3 separate regions of the Mus musculus genome follow, and regions 1 and 2 are each linked to region 3. The links are chromatin loops, found by intact Hi-C in ENCODE. Cell type or tissue: heart. All regions are shown on one strand.

Evidence for each region. Hi-C counts contacts between places; a loop is a spot of excess contacts. Peaks named below come from ENCODE experiments on the same cell type or tissue, not always from the same donor. Only the 100,000 strongest peaks of a DNase experiment are listed, where the experiment ranks them.
Region 1: it touches region 3 in a loop (2.2-fold over the local background); 3 of 42 quality-filtered maps call a loop at or near these places.
Region 2: it touches region 3 in a loop (2.6-fold over the local background); 3 of 42 quality-filtered maps call a loop at or near these places.

What each region holds. Positions count from the first base shown.
Region 1 is chr11:115,536,821-115,539,320 of GRCm38, reverse strand. No RefSeq gene overlaps it. Among named protein-coding and RNA genes, the nearest start is that of Sumo2, 1.8 kb to the right of the region's middle. In heart, a CTCF peak has its summit at 995 (motif pointing right); no DNase peak of the experiment used is centred here; H3K4me3 peaks cover 190 bases; H3K27ac peaks cover 433 bases.
Region 2 is chr11:115,426,821-115,429,320 of GRCm38, reverse strand. It overlaps Kctd2 (potassium channel tetramerisation domain containing 2), which reads right to left. Exons shown (of 6, transcript NM_183285.3): 4 at 1,793-1,888; 5 at 1-41. Among named protein-coding and RNA genes, the nearest start is that of Kctd2, 7.9 kb to the right of the region's middle. In heart, a CTCF peak has its summit at 1,260 (motif pointing left); a DNase peak (open chromatin) is centred at 1,210; H3K4me3 peaks cover 456 bases; H3K27ac peaks cover 1,398 bases.
Region 3 is chr11:115,602,348-115,604,847 of GRCm38, reverse strand. It overlaps Gga3 (golgi associated, gamma adaptin ear containing, ARF binding protein 3), which reads left to right and starts at 932. Exons shown (of 17, transcript NM_173048.3): 1 at 932-1,020. The coding sequence starts at 981. Mrps7 (mitchondrial ribosomal protein S7) reads right to left here and starts at 708. Exons shown (of 5, transcript NM_025305.3): 1 at 605-708; 2 at 1-127. The coding sequence starts at 687. In heart, a CTCF peak has its summit at 1,085; DNase peaks (open chromatin) are centred at 977 and 2,151; H3K4me3 peaks cover 2,347 bases; H3K27ac peaks cover 2,058 bases.

The DNA.
Region 1 (2,500 bases), 66 kb after region 3:
GCAGTCGGGCGCTCTTACCCACTGAGCCATCTCACCAGCCCTCAAGACAGGGTTTTGTTTCTGTAGTTGGTTAGGTAGTTGGTTAACCTGCTCTAATCTCCCTGGCGGCTGGTGGCAGGAGTTCCTTGCTTCTGGCCTAATGTGTGGATTCTTGAATGAAAGACACAGACATACACACACACACACACACATGTATGTAGCCTTATATTTAATACAACTTAATCCCTCAATGGCCGGGCTATTCCCAAACTTCCAAGTTGCTACCCCCATACTCCTGAATTATTAAGATCTATATTCCATCTTTGCTACCCTAGACTCAATGGGGGGGCACCCCTGGGGCCCCTCTTTCCAAGTGCTTAGATGGTTGTATGCTTTCCCTTCAGGGGCTCTCCAGCCTGGATCTCACCCCCCTCCCCGCCATGGCGATTCTGAGATTCTGTCTCTTTGTCTGTCCCCTGGGAATCCTAAAGAGTTCCTCTCACCTCTGTCTCTCTCCCCAGCCATTTGCTGCTGGCAAGTTTATTCACCAATCAGAACCAGCTGGAGGCAGGGTCCCTTGGTGTCTCACATGCTGGATTCTCATTCCATGTTGGGAACCCATAATGCAAGCATTAATACAAATCAGTGACAGGGTCTCTCTGTGTAGTCCTGGCTGTCCTTGAACTCAGACATCCACCCATCACTGCTCCCTGAGGGCTGGGATTGAAGGCCTGTGAGGCACCACTGCCCGGCAAAATGAAGTATTTTAGTTAATTAGGATTTACTAAGGTTGATGTGCATCAGGGACATAGGCTTAGAGCTATTTAGAAGCCATAGCTTTGGGGGCTGGAGAGATGGCTCAGTGGTAAAGATTACTGACTGCTCTTCCAGAGGTCCTGAGTTCAATTCCCAGCAACTACATGGTGGCTTTGTGTCTGAAGCTACAGTGTATTCATAAGCATTCATCTTTCTTAAGATTTATTTATTATTATATCTAAGTACATTGTAGCTGTCTTCAGATGCACCAGAAGAGGGCGTCAGATCTCATTATGGATGGTTGTGAGCCACCATGTGGTTGTTGGGACTTGATTTAAAAAAAAAAAGTCACAGCTTTGGGGCTGGTGAGATGCTTCCTTGTTAGAAAGTCTGATAAGCTGACTTTAGTCCCTAGAACCAACAAAATGGAAGAAAAGACCAAAGCCTACAAGTTACCCTCTGACCTCCAGATGGGCACACAAAGACAGGGTCTCACTGTGTAGCCTTGGCTGTCAGCCTATCTGGAATACGCAAATACACACAGATCTGTTTATCTTGCTTTCCTAGTGTAGGGATTAAAATGACTTGTGTCACTAGGCCCCGCCCAAAAGAAGGAATTTTTCTTTTTCTTTTATTTATTTATTCATTTATTTATTTATTTATTTTTGGTTTTTCGAGACAGGGTTTCTCTGTGTTGCCCTGTCTGTCTTCTTTTTAATTTTTATCTTTTTGTTTTTGTTTCTCAAAACAGGGTTTCTTTGTGTAGCCCTGGCTTTTCTGGAACTCAGTCTGTAGACCTGTCCGGCCTAGAGCACAGAGACCCACCTGCCTCTGCCTCCCTAGTGCTGGGATTAAACACCTATGCCACCACAGACATGCAAGGAGGATTAAAAAAAAAGTTAGAAAAGGAGAGTTTAGAAAGTAGATGATATTGGAAGGGATTCATACGTCCCTGTAGAGGAAATATAGTAATTTTTAAAAGTCTATACTAGCTGCAGTGGTGGCACATGCCTTTAATCCCAGCACTTGGGAGGCAGAGGCAGGGGGATTTCTGAATTTGAGGCCAGGCTGGTCTACAGAGTGAGTTCTAGGACAGCCAATGCTATACAGAGAAACCCTGTCTCGAAAAACCAAAAAAAAAAAAAAAAAAAACAAAAAAACAAAAAAACCCAAAAACCAGAAAAAGTCTGTACTAAAACTCAAAGAAACAATTAAAATAAAGTTTAATAAAGAAAAAAAGATTAAGGTGTGCTACCACTGGCCTAAGGTGACAGAAAAAAAAAGCCTGTTTTGTGCAGAGTCGAAGGGAGTTGAGTAGGGGTGAGAAACGGGACGTATTACTGGTTTCAGCAAAGGTGACCTTGTGGAGAGTTCTAGTGGAGCTAAGAGGACAACAACAGATTGCAGTGGATTGAGGAGTGAGTGGGAGTTGAGGGGGTGGAGCAGCTGGCATGGGCATTTTTTCAAGCTGTTTGGTCGAGAAGAAGCACTATGGTGGTAATGTAATCGTGGTATTTCCCCCCTCTGTGGGAACACAGTAGTAGAAGAAAATACAGGGGTACAGGAAATAAAAACACCAAGTGAGAGCCACAGGGTGGCATGCACAGCAGAGGGCAGGATTTTCTTCAAATGCGAGGATCCTACTCCTACTTTGTACTGGATTAAGGGACGAAATGATTGATGGGCCCGTGAGCTTCAGGTTGGGTCGGCTCCCCTGATGGACTGTGTTCTCTGGAAGTTGGGAGGCAGGCCACAAGCAAGGAAT
Region 2 (2,500 bases), 180 kb after region 3:
TCTTCATTTCCATAGTTATAGGAAGAGCCAATGCTGATTAACTGACAAAACACAAAGATGGTGGATGACTCTGCAACCATACAGACAGGACCTAAGAACACTCAAGGGCAAAACAAACAAACAAACAAACACCCCCCCCCCACAAAACCAAATCAAACCACAAAACCCAAACCAAACCAAACCAACTTCCTTGCCACAGAACCCTCCCCTCCCTCAACTGGACTTTGTAGCTTTATCCTTCAGAGAATAAACATTCTCTGAGGTAGGATTAAACGGATCTCCAATCTAGGGAGGAGAAGCCAATCATGAGGAAGACGGGTCTGAGTTCTATCCTCTCCCCCTCACCCAAGCACTCGACACCATCCCAAAGGCATCAGGAGCGTCAGTAATGTAGTCACTGCCTGTGTCCACTGAGGTACGCCACCAAGCAAATGAGCCCTCCTCAGCCCCACCTGCTCCCACTCGTACTTTCTCTAGACAAGAGACTGAACACAGAGACGTGGCAGTACCAAGAGAACCACTCTGTGGCCACCAAAAGTCACAAGCCATGGTATTCTTAACCTTCTTGGAGACACAATCCAGCATTGAACTCTAAAGTGGAAGTGCACACAGAGGAGGCCGGCAGAGAGCGAGTGTAGCCTCGTAAGCACTCACAGCCTCAAGCCGGGTCCTCCTGTCGCAAGGCTGGGGTGCCCCACACTCCCCTTTCTCATCTACACCTTGGAGACAATAAGAATAGACTTCACTCTCCCTTAGGACATCTCCACTTCAGGACTAGAAGCACAGCTCATTAGCAGGGCACGTGCCTGGACTGCATGAGGCCACAGGTTCAAACCCCAGGACTGCGATAACATAAAAGTCACATTAAAAACCATCTATCACCTTCACAAAGAAAAGCCACGCATCTATTTTTACTTTAATTTTTTACATGTAATTTATAAAAATAACTTCTGCTTCAGATTATGCTCCAGGAAAAACAGCCGTGACTATAAACGTTGTGCAGCATTTGGCCACCCACAGCTGACTGGGAACGAGGGACCCATGTGACAGTGGGACTGATCCTGAAGGGAGAGAGGGACCTCTCTCTCTAGCTATAAAGTGACAGCCTTGATACAAGCTGTGGCTTTTGTTCCTTCAGTGACCTTCTGGTGCCAGGTCAGCTGGCTCTGCAGCGCCACGTAAACGCAGTCACCTCCAGACAAAAGCTCACTCCCTTCACGCAGGCTCCCGCCCCAGGGCTGAGGCAACAGGAGATGCACTAGGCTGCCACCTAATGGAAGGAAGTGGTAAATCCAGATTCTCAGGGGCTTTCTGTTCAAATGACCCCCATTCTAAGCACAAGGCATAGGAAGGGAAAGAGAATGCTGGGAAATGACCCTGCACACTCGTGTGTCTGATCCCCCACAGCACACTGCGATGCACACACCCAGAATTATACGGCTCCTGTTGAAGCCAGCCTTCTTTAGGACTAACAGAATGGCAGAGCACTTCTGACAGGAAATCTCTGAGGCAGAGACAAGCAAAAGGAGGCGCTTCTGAGTCTTTCATGACATACCGGCACTGCCAAGTTCCGATTCCGGATGTGAAGCCAGAAAAGCCTCGGTCCTCTTCCCAGCCCTCCCCAGCCGCCTGCCCGGCACAGCACTGAGCGAGCAATGCACACCAAGGAGCTCTTTTCTTTGAATGAAAATAGGGTCACACACCTCACTCACCCCCACCTCGGGGCTACTGCCTGGCTGGTTGTGACTCCCTGAGATGACATGCTGGGGTTGCTTCTCTTTGAGCAACATACCTGTTCAAATTTCCAGCCATCAGACATAGTGGAGACCATCTGCGTGAGCTCTTCCTCTTGACACTGCAGGACCCTGTACACGTGCTTCACGGGGCCCTGCAACAACAGGCCGACTAGGTCAGCAGCGTGGGGGCCCCCAGCAGGACCCACCGCCCACAGTTGCCTGGGAGTAGGTTCTCAGACCACCCACTACCTCACTCTCCAAACAGCACCATGGGGTGCAGGAAAGCTCACCAGCTACAAGAACAGAAAGCAAGGCAACGGACAGCTCGTGTGACAATAGGAAAGTCACTTTTTATATGTTACTTAGATGCTAAAATACGCAATGTAATTTTGGTGCTCCAGACTAAATATAAATGGTTATGGAAATTACCTTTTGGAAAAGCTATTTTTATTTATGTGTATGTATGTGTATGGCATGTGTTTGTGGGTGTCCGTAGAAGACCTATGAAGATGTAGGACTCCCTGGAGCTGAAGTTACAGGTGGCTGTAAGACACTCAACACAGGTCCTTAGCCAGTCCAGCAGGGACTCTTACCTGCTGAGCCAGCTGTTCAGCCTCATACTGTCTTCTTTTTGAGACAGGGTCTCACTATGTAGTCCTAGCTGTCCGGGAACTCATTATGTAGAACACATTGGCCTTGAACTCAAGATTCATCTTCCTCTGCCTCCCAAGCACTGGGCTAACAGCATGCACTATCACACCTGG
Region 3 (2,500 bases):
TTTCTTGAGCTCCTGGTCATACTTCTCCTCTTCGGTGAGTTCCGCCACCGGCTTGCGGTAATATTCCTTGTCAATCAAGGGCTCCCGGAATTCGGGGGCATAGCGGCTCCCCCTCACCTGTGTGAGCCTGGGAGTGGGGCGAGGAGGAAGCAGACAGAACCCTACGGGTGAATCTGTGACTCCACAAAAGTGAACAAGCTTGACTTAACAGTAAGCCGCAAGTGCCATCACGCTGACGAGGGACGGTGGCGCTGGGACCGCCTGCTAACCTGACAGCAGTTCTGACCCTTGTCCCAAGAGGTAGGCAGCCCCCACCCCGAAACTGGCCACTGTTCCGTCGCAAGCCAGTTCTCCGATCTCTAGCAGGGCCGCACTCTCGGCTCCGGGTAGAACCGATCTAGGTCATCCCGGCCTGTCAGGCATAGGACAGGGTACTAAGCCCCCAAACCGGCCCGTTTAATGGCTGGAGTCAGCCATCTCGGCGCCCCGAGTTAGTGCCCTCCCGCGCCAGAACTCAGCGCAGCTCGCCTGCGGCTTCTTTCCTTTCCCCAGGTCCTCCCGTGAAGGTCCGAGCGGCGGTCCCGGCTACGCGCTGCCTTCTCACCCTGGAAGGTTCCAGACGGCGCACCTCACTCCCAGGGCCAGCCCGGACCAGCGAAGCGGAGCGCGCAGCGCGGGGGCAGCCATCTTGGCCGCTGTCAGGACCTCGGAGGGCTGCCCACAGCGCGCCTGCGTGAGTGAGCGACAGGACACGGATGAGAGCCTGCGCACTTTCCTCGGGCGTGGGTTTCCCTTCAGAGGTTCCCTCTGAGGAAGAAGCGAAGACACATCCTCGCCCTCGCGGCCTCCGACGCGGTCCGGCGCGCCCGTGGACCGCAGCCCTCGGCGCGCTCAGGCCCCCATGCGGGCCCCGCCCCCGCCCTGCTCGCGCAGAACCTCGCGAGGCTTGAGGGCGCAGGGCCGGACCGGGCGGCTGCAATATGGCGGAGGCGGAAGGGGAGAGCCTGGAGTCCTGGCTGAGTGAGTATCCGGGGCCGCCTCTACCTGACCTCCAACCACGGGCCTGCCTCCTCCCTCCCTGCGCCATCCCCTCCGCCGCGGCGGCCCGCGGCAGTCCACACCCGGCGTCGCCTCGCGGCGAGCATCCGGCGCTCACACCCCTTGCGAGCAGCGGCCCTTCCCCGCCGCGCGTCCTCAGGCTCCCGCGGGTGACACCTGCAGCGCGAGATCCTGCAGGCCCGGAAAGCGACACCCGGGCGCCTTGGGCTGACAGGCGGGCGTCGTGGGGAGGTTGAGGTGGGGCTGCACCCAGCCTGTGCTCTGGGACCGGGCATTGGACAGGTCCCTCGGGGAGGGTTGAGCGGTGCCACGCCGCACACACAACACAGCTGGCAGCTTCCAGAGTGGGACCATCCTCAGTGAGGATGCTGGAAGTGAGAATTCATTTCCAAAGCGCGACTACAGGGAACAATATACCACGAAGCGTGCTAAATATGTACTGAAGGAACACACATGCGCGCACACACACACACATATATGCACGCACTCATTTTAACGAGATAACCCGCTCTTGAGTAACTCAAAAAACAATGACTGCTGCTATATCGACGTGTTGCTATCTTTACTAATTTGTACATTGCTCCAAAGGAATAAGGTTTAACGTTAGCGGACAGTTCATCCAGGTTATTTAGTAAGGGTTAATAAGGCTGGTTAATCACGCCTTATCAAGGGTCAATAAATTAACTTTACTAAGGGCTAGCCCCGGGAGAGCCTCTGAAATGGAGACGAATCAGGTAAGACGTCTTTGTAGAGCCCTGAGCTGGAAATCCTTTACGGAATACAGTTGTCTCTTTGATGTCTTGAGTGTTGTTCCTAGAGGCATGGCCTTCCTTAAGAACTACTGTTCAGGAGATTGAAATTAGCTTTAAGGGAAGCTACATCCCAAAAGAAAAGTAAGATCACAGTTGCAGTGTCTGATGTTTGCGGGCAGGGCATAGAGCCATCTCCCTATATGTGACAGTTCTCTGGGGAGTGTACAGTGCTGGATTACAGGCATTGGCTAAAATCATTTACCCAAGGATCCCAGTGTCCAGTCAGCTGTGTATAGACCAGGCTGGCCTCGAACTCACTGAGATCCTCCTGCCCCTGCCTCCCCAGTGCTAGGATTAAAGGTGTGCACCACCACGCCCAGCTCCCCTTCTTGAAAGATGAAAATAATTGGAATTGTAGACCCAGTATCTCACTTAATGAAACAGGTTCTGTGGCCACAATTCAAAGAGGACATTCTGCCTCCACTCAGACCGTTTTCCTGGAACCGTGTGACTGGGTAATAGCCAGAGCAGAATTGATTCACCACACAGACGGTAACAGGAAAAATGGAGTAGTATAAATGACCTAAGCTGCGCTAAGCAGGGTTGACTTAGGTGTTTTGTCTTTGTGAGACAGAGTCTCAGGACGCCAAGGCTGGCCTTAAACGCCTGCTCTTTCTGCTCTATCTAGA